2 separate regions of the Homo sapiens genome follow, and region 2 is linked to region 1. Evidence: read pairs that join two places in POLR2A ChIA-PET (ENCODE). Cell type or tissue: PC-9. All regions are shown on one strand. Links, peaks and the distances in the headings refer to the core of each region. The heading gives the core; the rest is flanking DNA. Region 1 overlaps PALM2AKAP2 (PALM2 and AKAP2 fusion). Region 2 overlaps PALM2AKAP2 (PALM2 and AKAP2 fusion).

The links. ChIA-PET counts read pairs that join two places held together with the same protein. Peaks named below come from ENCODE experiments on the same cell type or tissue, not always from the same donor. Only the 100,000 strongest peaks of a DNase experiment are listed, where the experiment ranks them.
Region 2: POLR2A ChIA-PET joins it to region 1 with 19 read pairs; 2 of 35 experiments call an interaction of 5 or more read pairs at or near these places.

What each region holds. Positions count from the first base shown.
Region 1 is chr9:110,168,228-110,173,481 of GRCh38, reverse strand. It overlaps PALM2AKAP2 (PALM2 and AKAP2 fusion), which reads right to left. Exons shown (of 11, transcript NM_007203.5): 11 at 970-5,083. The coding sequence ends at 4,985. Among named protein-coding and RNA genes, the nearest start is that of C9orf152, 37 kb to the left of the region's middle. In PC-9, for the core only: no CTCF peak of the experiment used is centred there; no DNase peak of the experiment used is centred there.
Region 2 is chr9:110,087,195-110,092,689 of GRCh38, reverse strand. All of the region lies in intron 7 of PALM2AKAP2 (PALM2 and AKAP2 fusion), which reads right to left. Among named protein-coding and RNA genes, the nearest start is that of C9orf152, 120 kb to the left of the region's middle. In PC-9, for the core only: no CTCF peak of the experiment used is centred there; a DNase peak (open chromatin) is centred at 2,859; H3K4me3 peaks cover 1,210 bases; H3K27ac peaks cover 1,754 bases.

The DNA of each region.
Region 1 (5,254 bases), core at 1-5,000:
GAGGACGCTTCCTGAGAAACTTGTGGTCTTCGCATGCTCTTGAAATGAATAAATTTTGTTAAGTAAATTATACCACAATAAAGCTCTAGCAAAAAAAAAAAAAAAAGAAAAAAAAAGAAAAAAGAAAAAAAGAAAGAAAAGAAAAAGAAAAAGAAAAAGAGTTGGGGGTAGTCGAAGAGTAGGAAAATAAAGAAACCAGAGTAAGAGTTTGGGGAAAGGGGCTTTATGTTGAATACAACAAAAGGAGTCCTTCATGTCAACATGTAGCCATCAGCTATTCCTTGCAGAGGAGAGCCAAATACAGGTGCTTAGAATGTGGTTTTTTTTTTTTTTTTTTTTTTTTTTGAGACGGAGTCTGGCTCTGTCCCCCAGGCTGGAGTGCAGTGGTGCGATCTCGGCTCACTGCAAGCTCCGCCTCCCGGGTTCACGCCATTCTCCTGCCTCAGCCTCTCGAGCAGCTGGGACTACAGGAGCCCGCCACCGCACCCGGCTAATTTTTTGTATTTTTAGTAGAGACGGGGTTTCACCGTGTTAGCCAAGATGGTCTCGATCTCCTGACCTCGTGATCCGCCCGTCTCGGCCTCCCAAAGTGCTGGGATTACAGGCGTGAGCGACCGCGCCCGGCCGGTGCTCATAATGTATTCTAAAGGTTAGAGCCAAAAGCTACAGGCAAGGCTGGAGTTTACCGTTCGTCCTGCTGTTTGTCCAGCTCTTGCTGTGGCTTCGAGTCTATGTCCTTAAGAGGCACTTGCAGCTTCTGGCATCTAGCCAGGGTGGCTGGGGACAGCATTGAAAAGGGGGCTGTGGGAACAGCCTGGTGCAGCAGTGCCCCCTCAGCTCGGATTGATTCCTTTGTTGCAAACATGAGGAACCAGAAGCTGTCACACAGTAGCGGCCAAGTAGGACGCTGGCGTGCCACTGTTTGGCCCAGTCTTCCAACCTCCCTCACGGTCAAACAAGCAGCCATTATTTATAAAAACTCAACACACATTGGATTTTAATGAGAAAATAACTGTATACTTGCATTGAATGCCTCACAATCACTCTAAAACCAAAGCAGGATAATAACATTTAAGTGGTTAACATACACAGGAAAACCAGATACAGAGTATAATTTCCAAACACAGTATTGCTGCTTTTTTCCCCTCCTCCCCCAAAAAAAGAAAAACAAAGAAAAAATAATTTGGGTAAAGAGCAACACAAAATCAAAATTGGCAGCTCACTGAATGCTTAAAATTCAGGAAATTTGTTCTTTAACTAAAATGGAATATATTCACCATCTCTAACACTTAGGCTACTTTTTTTTCAATACATAGTTTAATTAAATCCATTCTTTAGTTGGGAAAAAAAAGGTTTAATTATTTGTCTTCAGAGACAAGAATCAACACTGTTTTAGTGTTCCTTGTTACACTTTATATATATATATGTGTGTGTGTATATATATGTGGACATTGATCTATATACGGCTTATATGTCATTGTCTAGGGTGAGCAGCATGCATGGGTATGAAGAGGCAAGTAAACTGCATTGTGTCATCCAAGTAAAACACAGCACGGCCTCCTGCCACTGACAGACCCTGTTTCCATAATTTCTGGATGAGAAAGCCAAGTCATGTCAGTAGTTAATCAGCTCTGGAGGAAAGTGAACACCTATAAACACGGCAGAATGCAATACTTCCAGAAAGGCTTTTAACACCTACAGAATCTAAACATTTTGTAAGAGGTGGGGTTAACAAGCTTGTGTGCTATTTGGGGGTGGGGCTGAGCATCAGAGGCAAAGTTTTTCGTAAGCCTCTTTCTCTCGATGGATTAGGCAGGAATGACTTTCCTCCAGGGGACGGTCCCATCTTCAGAAAGTTAAAAGGGTCCATTTGGGATCCCAGAGCCTAGCACGGTGCTATGTACAAAGCGGTGGCCCAAGGTTTCTTGAATGAATAAAAAACTCAAGAGCACAGAGAAAATCTGGCTCTCCCAAGTAAACTGTAATTTACATTTTCATGGGATTATAATAGGATCTTCAGTGAGTGGAGCAAGAAGATAGACAGCAGTAATCCGGAAGGCAGCATAGGAGTAATAGCAAAAGTTAAGAGATGTAGGGGCCACAGTGAAAACAGCTTTGTGACTGTGGGAGAGTCCCAGAAACAGTATTTCTTTCCTTATCCACACACGGAGCATGGCCCAAGAACCCCCAGCTCTAGAACTCTGTTATTCTTTAAGCAATAAGTGCTCTGGTTCAATCAACTGTGGTCAAAGACCACTTCATCTGCCTCTAAAGCCATTCCGCGAATAGTGTGGCCTCTTAAGCTTTTCTCTTAGCTGTACATTCTCTTGTCAACTGTAGGTTTCATGAAGCACATGGTTTCCTTCAAAACAGAACAAAAAACTTTAAGGTAAGTCATAAGGATGGTTTCCTCTTGTGAAAAATGGGGAAGTTAGTCTATATCATGTCTATGGTCTCTACCAGATCCATGAGTCAGAGAAAACATGAAGCGCATCACATTTTTTGGGCAACCCATAGAACTATCCTACTCTCCAGCCATCCTAACTGCCACTGTGCCTGGGGCTGTGCAATGCTGCTGCCTCCTCTGTTCTTATCCCTGTGTCTGCTTTGGGAACGCCCCCTTATCGCTGGGTTCTCAGCCCAGGCATCTGGGACCTCTGGCTAGAAATCCTCAGGTAAAGACGATCCTCCTTCCTGAGTCCTCCCATTTCACATCAGGACTTCTAATCTAACACGGATCTCATTTTCCTGAGAATTTTAGTCTCCATGCCAACCTCCCTCACTATAAAATGAATTTCTTGCAACAGGGATCTTACTTGTTTTGCGTCCCCAGTGGCTAGCACATTTTGTTGAGAATTCATTCAAAATATTCAGGAGACTCAACCATATAAAGATGGTGCCAATTGCCCATGTGCTATTTGGGCTGCCATCTGTAGGATGTGGCTTCAAGTTAGAGCTCCCTTGGCAGTTTTAAAGGATCCTTGTTAGTAGATGGTTCCATTTTTTACTTTGTGCCTACTTCTCATTTGTGAATAAATGTCCCCCCCCAAAGTCAACACTAGTCTAATAAAAGAAGCAAAGGAAATGTGCGTTAACATCTACATACAAATTTTGTGAAATTGCTACTTGTTAGAATAACATAATAGAGCTTATGACATAACAATATAAAAACAAAAATGATTTTTAGTGAGGTCTGAGTTAATTATTGCTTTTTTAAAAAACCACAGTTTTAAAACAAAGGAAAAAAAAAGAAGGCTGTTTATTTTTTTTTCTTTCTCATGGCCAGAATTGAAAATTTTCTCATCCAGAAATTTAGGGCACCCAATTATTGAATACCCTTATCATATTGCTTTAAATGACAGAAAGATTAAAGCTGGCATCCTCTATAGTATACTAAGCATGAATGTAAAGTATGAGAATAAATAGGAGACTCTCCTAAATGTCAAATTACAAAACCGCTCAAAACTTTGTAATTGTGACTCATGCAAATACCTTGTTAGGTCAACTTAATATTACAAATACTGCATCAGCTCGGTGCCTTTATATCCCTTTTCATAAAAAAGAAATTCTCACTCCACTCCTGAAGCCAGCAAACAGCTCTGGAGGAATTACCTGTACACCCAAGTGCCACGGTCACTCTGGAATTTTAATACACACACACACACACCCTTACTCATGAACATACACATTTTACAAACACACAATGGTGTACACACACACACACACACATCCACACACACCCCATCTTTAGGATTTGTAGCTGATTCCAAGCCTGCACTTATTTCTATTCTATATTTTTCTTTGTATCATCCTGAAACACACTGGTTGCTCAGCAAAAATAGTATCTCTTACCTCCTTATTTTATTCCCATTCTTTCTCCTTCCCTCCCTTTTTCTCTCTCTACCTTCCTGACTTTTCTTTCGTGTTTCCTTTCTGATTGATCCAAAAGGAATCCATCATTCTTCTTCCTATCTCTAAGGCCCACTTTATAATACAAAATAGTTATAAACACCTTTTTATTTCTTATCATCTACCTCTCCAAGGCAGAGTTCGCCTTTTTTTTCAATTATTGCCGCTCTAAAAATGCCCCCACCATCTTGAACCAAGTTGTTCAACGCGTACAGATTCTATACGTGTATATACTCCCCCATCCCATCATAAAAATAGTTGTTGCCCACTAAATATAGTTTTCCTATGAAGAAACATAACTGTGAAAATGTGTTCTCATAAACTGCAGATCAGTGAATATTATAAGCAGACACGATCCTAAAGCTAACATCATCCATTTGGTTTGTTTTTCTCTTCCCCTTTCTCAGCCTCCTCATGTAGAATAGATTGTGTTTGTGACATGAAGAACTATTGTCTTAAAATATGGATTTTATGAATTGTGATCATGAGTTGTTCTCAATTAAAAATAATTAAATGTAGGAGAAGTGGAATCATAACTGCCTCTTCTGGGCAAATATGGAGAGAAACGCCATTCATTTTATGGCTGCTGGAGAAAATGGAGTTAATGCAACACCCTCTGATGCTGCAAGTGACAGGTGGGAAACTGGTGCAGGGAAATATCCTGTGCCATGTAGGCTGCACCAGCCTGGGCCCTACTGCTCTCTAAGTGGCCCTACCACCATTGTCCTTCATCGCCCAGAGAGGCTGGTCTCAGTTCCGCCTGCAGCAACTATGTTGATTTGCTTGTAACATGTTTTGTCCTTTTGGATCCATTGTAGATTGGCCCCAAACCAGACACTGGGATTGAGTCACCAAAAAAGTCCTTTCTCTTTTGATTCCTGGGTGTCCAGAGTCTGATGGGGGGACTTCCTTTTCGTTTCATTTTCATCATTGTATATTGCAGCTTCTGGTCTACATAAGGATTGCTGAGTTTGTTTGCACTTTAATAAATAGTCCATTAAAATGCTTTCAGTTGTTAATTTCTTGGTTTCTTGGTCTCCCAAGCACCAAAGACGCTTCCTGGGTTGAAGGAAGTTTATTCGTTGTCTTCTTCCTCCTGGTTGGCATAGATCCCTGCTTCCCAGCGCAAAGCCAGTGCGCTCTTTCTTCGATTAACCCGTGTGGCCTCGAGGACCTGTAAAGAGAGGGGAAAAAATTATGCAGAGTTCATGGATGTTAATTATGAACATAAACCGACTTCTCTGTTTCTTTCTTCCTTTCTCTTTATCAACTTGAGAGGAGAAAGTGATAAAGCACTGCTGGGAGATAGGAGAGACGCTGGAAAAAGGGGAATGGGAGGTTCTGG
Region 2 (5,495 bases), core at 210-5,209, 81 kb after region 1:
CCTGTACCTTTACCTTTCAGTGATATTAGCCAATAAATTCCACTTATTAAGCCAGTTTGAGTTATGCAGATTACAGTCCTTCTACAGCATTTCACTGCCCTTAAAACCACACAGAACTAAGCTCACTTAAAAAAAAATCTAAAGTGCAAAAAATTGACTTTTTTCACTTTCAGTATATTCTTTTTACTAACTAAAGTATTTATTACAAATTTCTTTGGGTTTAAAAAAGCATATAATACATTACACAGTTCTACATTCATTAATTAAAATACAAGGAAACAATATTCAGATTGTACAATTTTCCCATTTATAACTTTGAGAAAAGGATAAGTCAATCAGATCTTACTTCTTTTTTTTTGAGGCGGAGTCTCACTCTGTCACTCAGACTGGAATGCGGTGGCACAATCTCAGCTCACTACAGCCTCCACCTCCCGGGTTCATGTAATTCTCCTGCCTCAGCCTCCCAAGTAGCTGGGACTACAGGAATGCACCACCACACCTGGCTAATTTTTGTATTTTTAGTAGATACGGAGTTTCACTATGTTGGCCAGGCTGATCTTGAACTCCTGACCTCAGGTGGTCCTCCCGCCTCGGCTTCACAAAGTGCTGAGATTACAGGTATGAGCCACTGCAACTGGCCAGATCTTACTTCTGACATCTCAGGCAACCTTTCACATGAAAAGTGTCAGACACAGCTGTGCTATTTGTTACAAAAGGGCTTGGCTCCATCTTCAGAAGTGGTAGTAAACTTGATACTCAAACATGCCAATAGAAATTTGAAGCAAAATATATTTAGGGGATCATGGAACTGTTCTTTATCTTGATTGTGGTGATGTTTCCTCAACTGTAAGCATTTATCTAAACTCATAGAGATGTACAGCAAAAAGAATGAATTTCACTATGTGTAAGTAAAAAATAAATAAATCTTGGCTGGGCGCGGTGGCTCACACCTGTAATCCCGGCACTTTGGGAGGCCAAGGCGGGCAGATCATGAGGTCAGGAGATCAAGACCATCCTGGCTAACACGGTGAAACCCCATCTCTACTAAAAATACAAAAAATTAGCCGGGTGTGGAGGCAGGCGCCTATAGTCCCAGCTACTCGGGAGGCTGAGGCAGGAGAATGGCATGAACCCGGGAGGTAGAGATTGCAGTGAGCGGAGATCGTGCTACTGCACCCCAGCCTGGGCGACAGAGCAAGACTCTGTCTCAAAAAAAAAAAAAAAAAAAAAGAATAAATCTCAAAGATTAAAAAGCCCATCACACAGACACACACACACACACACACCCCAACCACCAAGGATCAGAAAAGCAACGAGGATCACACACATTATAAGTCAGCACATGTAAATTTCAGAGTTTTGAAAAGGAAGTTACCTCTCTTTAGTTAAGAGGGTTTTTTAAAAAAATCTTTATTGACCGTAGACAATACCTGATCTTTGTGGACTTGAAAAACCTCACACGTGCAGCTCCATTCTTCATTACACTACTGCATTATCACTACACTGATATAGACAGGATTGCAGTTACCTCACCAACTCTTTGACTTCTAAGAGAAGCACACAAACATAAAACCTGCCCCAAATCCCTGCAAAGTGCCAAGTGCCCGACTAGCAGCAGGTCTGAAACAGAGCTCATGTAGTTGTTTTCAAACCCTAAGGCCATTCTTTAGCTTTACCCATGCCGACCTATGTTGTCAGCATGTTCAAGGTCAATGCAAAAAAAAAAAAATTGAGCTAGATTTTAAAGCATAGCATGTATACCGTTCATACATTCCCAGCTTAACAGCTACGTGCCTAGTTTTTCCACAGTGCATCTAACATTATTACTAAGGGGCTGAGAAATCATCACAGCATTAAAACATCAGGTAAAAAAATCCCAGAGAACATTTCTACTGATGCTTTGCCTCCTTGAAAAATGCTATATAAGTTGAAGGTACTAAGGTATTACAGTAATTACTAGGGAAAAATAAATAATTCACAATAAATTTAGAACTTGAAGCAGATCAGCATTTTTATAGACCTAGAGTTATTCTGCTTTACCTCTCTTAAAGAAATGTTGGCCATGGGAACACAACATTAGCTTTTTAGAACTCCCAGAAACTGAAATGTTTGGGATATGCTTTTTCTCTCTGGGTGACTCAATGCCTTGAGTTCATAAATGCAATGTCCCTGAAGAATAAAAGAGAAATGTGCCTTAATGAGCTTGAGGCATGAAAGGTGTAAGTTCCCTCTGCAGCAAGCAAAAGTCCACAGTAAAAGTAACTGAGACCTACCGTGAAGAGAGAGAACAGCATCCAGGTGGCAATCATGACCTAACTTTCCCTCAGTTATATCTGATCTTCAGAACCCACTGTGCCTACAGCTTCGTCCCAGTTTCCCTTTCTTCAGTAGGACATCCGATGTAAGGACACAGGAACACAGCCCTCTGCCAGGTCACAGGATTTCAGGGGAAGCAGGACTGAGCTCGCATCCTGTACCTGCCCGCACACACCTGGTGGACGCTGCCCCAGGAAGCACACAGGCTGCAATGTGAACCGGCCCGACTTCTCCGGTTCAAAGGTACACTTTGGAACCATGTTACAGCCTTCAAGGGCAAATGAAACAGGAGTCGAGTGTATTTACGTTTACACAGCTACTAATGATCAGATTACATTTTATCAGATCAATTATGATTTGACAAATACTAGCTGTTACTTGAATTCAAATGTAATAGGATAACATGCCCTGGGTAAGCAGTAGGCAGTTGTGGTTTTTTGTTGTTGTTGTTTTAGTTTTCATCTTTTAAAGTCATGATGACTTATAATGTAAACATCAGAAAGTGACCTTCAAGACTTTTCTCCTCCTGTAAAAGGCTGCTGGCTCTCCACGATAAGGAAGAGTCACTGGACACTGTTTACAGTAAAGAGAAGTAACACTATTGGTTCAAACAAAGGCACCTTTACAGAGAGGAAGAAAACCTGTTTAGCAAAGAGGCAGGTGCAAAAAGGGATGAGCATCTTGTGAAACACGATACAAAATGAAGTCAAGGCACAGCCGTTCCTGGTAATGGCATGAGAATACAATTCTAGCCTCCTAAGACACAAAAGTCAAAATCCTATTTTTGTTAAGAATTGTGTTAAGAAGGGATTTTTTTAAACATTGTCCTGTCTTTAAGATTTTAGGTAAAGTATGCTCCTGGTGTCAGAGTTAGGATGTCTGGCTTCCTCCTTCTAAGGCCAAGGGGTAACTGTGACCTCATCCACTGGCCCCTGGAATCAACTAGTACTTATCTCCATCTCAGGACTTGCTGTAGCCATGCCATATTCCTTAATAAAGATCTTTTCATGGCTGGTTTTTACCTGCTTTATATTATCTCTAGAGATCATTTTAATTCCACTTTAAAACATTCTATCAGACATAACTAGTCTTGGCTTCAGCCCCATTTTCAACAAGTGAAATTAAAGGAGGCAGTTCTTTGAAATGCATACATGTGCTCTCCAACAAGTGATCTAGTTTCCCTTTCTTACTGCTTCTCCCATCCGCCTCCCCAGTGCCCTTTCTCCCTATTGCTCTGCACTGCCCATTATGGTGCTCCTAGCCATAGGCTGGTTACTGACTACTTGAAATGTGGCCAGTGTGACTGAGGATCTGATTTTTTAAATTGTATTTAGTTAACTTAAATGCAAACTGTAGGCCGGCGCGGTGGCTCATGCCTGAAATGCCAGCACTTTGGGAGGCCAACGCAGGTGGATCACCTGAGGTCAGGAGTTCCAGACCAGCCTGATCAATAAGGTGAAACCCTAGCTCTACTAAAAATACAAAAATTAGCTGGGCGTGGTGGCTTGAAGCTGTATTCCCAGCTACTTGGGAGGCTGAGACAGGAGAATTTCTTGAACCCGGGAGGCGGAGGTTGCAGTGAACTGAGATCGCATCACTGCACTCCAGCCTGGGCGACAGAGTGACACTCTGTCTCAGAAAAAAAAAAAAAAAAAAAAAAAAAAAAAAAACACGTAAATGCAAACTTTAATAGCTACTTGTGGCCAGTGGCTGGAGAGTGCAGCTATATAGCTCTTTATTTTGAGGCAGGAGAATAGGGTCTAGAGGCAGGGAACCTAAAGCCAATTCACGCTGACTACCTAGAACTGAATCAAAAGGAAAACCTCAACTTTCCACACCAAAGTAACAAAAGGACCAGAACTACTCCCTTTGCAAATCCCCCACCCTTTTCTTGTGTGGCAGATGAAAAATTGAAATTATGTCTGATTGCTCCCTTCCCACAACCAATCAGGTTGGCCTTGGGCCAAATCTTCATTTGCATAGAAGTATAACTTTGTAACTTCACTGCAGCCTCTGATTGGTTGCTTTCCACAATCAGATGTTTGCATAGGGTGTAGCTTTGTAACTTCAGCCTCTGATTGGTCCCCTCCTGCAACCAATCAGACTAATCATGAGCCACTACTTCATTACATAGGGCATACACCAAGTAACCAATGGGAAATCTCTAAAGGGTATTTAAACCCCAGACAATTCTGTAACCAGTCCCTTGAGCTGCTTGCTGCTTGTGAAGGCACACCTTGTGGTGTGTGCTTTCATTTTCAATAAATCTCTGCTTTTGTTGCTTCATTCTTTCCTTCCTTTGTTTGTGCATTTTGTCCAATTCTTTGTTCAAGATGCCAAGAACCTGGACACCCTCCACTGATAACAATTTGAACAGCTCTTTTTTGCAATTCAGAACCATACAATACAAATGCTGTTGTCTCAGAGACCTCCTCCCTTGATCAGCACATCTAAGCAGCCCCCTCATCCCACATTCCCTTTCTTCCCTTCTCAGCACTTATTACCACTCCAAATGGCTCTGTGTTTGCTTCCCTCCTCTACGATCTCAGGTCCCTGAGGACAGAAACCTCATCCATCTTCCTCACTACTGTCTCCTACATGCCTAGAACAGTAACTGGCCTATGGCAGACACTTAGTAAATATTTGTTGAGTCAATGAATGAAATGAACCAGCTCACCTAGCCGGGGTGCTTCCTTGATGAAATGGGAAAAGAGAAATCCATGCAGCTTGGTTAGTAAATGGCTTTTTTAAAGTCAGAACTCTGCCCCATGGAACCATGTTCTAGAACTCATTCACAGCATCCAGTTCTGCATTCAAATGACAAGGAACTGAAGGAGCCTCCAAACCACGATAAGGCTGGAACCTTAGAGGCCATGGTCTTGGGACTCTCCAAGAATAGACATGAGGCTTCTGTAATAGACTGGGGAAGAGCCACCTCTGAACAAATGATTGCAACTGTGAAGACCTGCAAGATTAGTCCCAGCCCTACTGGGAATGAGCTGGGTCAGGTACTGTGCAGTGATCAAGACAAACATGGTCCTCAAACCTTTGGGGCCTCTCCGACACATCAGACACATTAATAGTATTAAGATGATGCATTAGTTCTGTGATGCTCTTGATGGAGAGCACAAAAGGGGACACCTTTCTCCTCCTGGGGTGATCAACAAAGGCTTCTCATA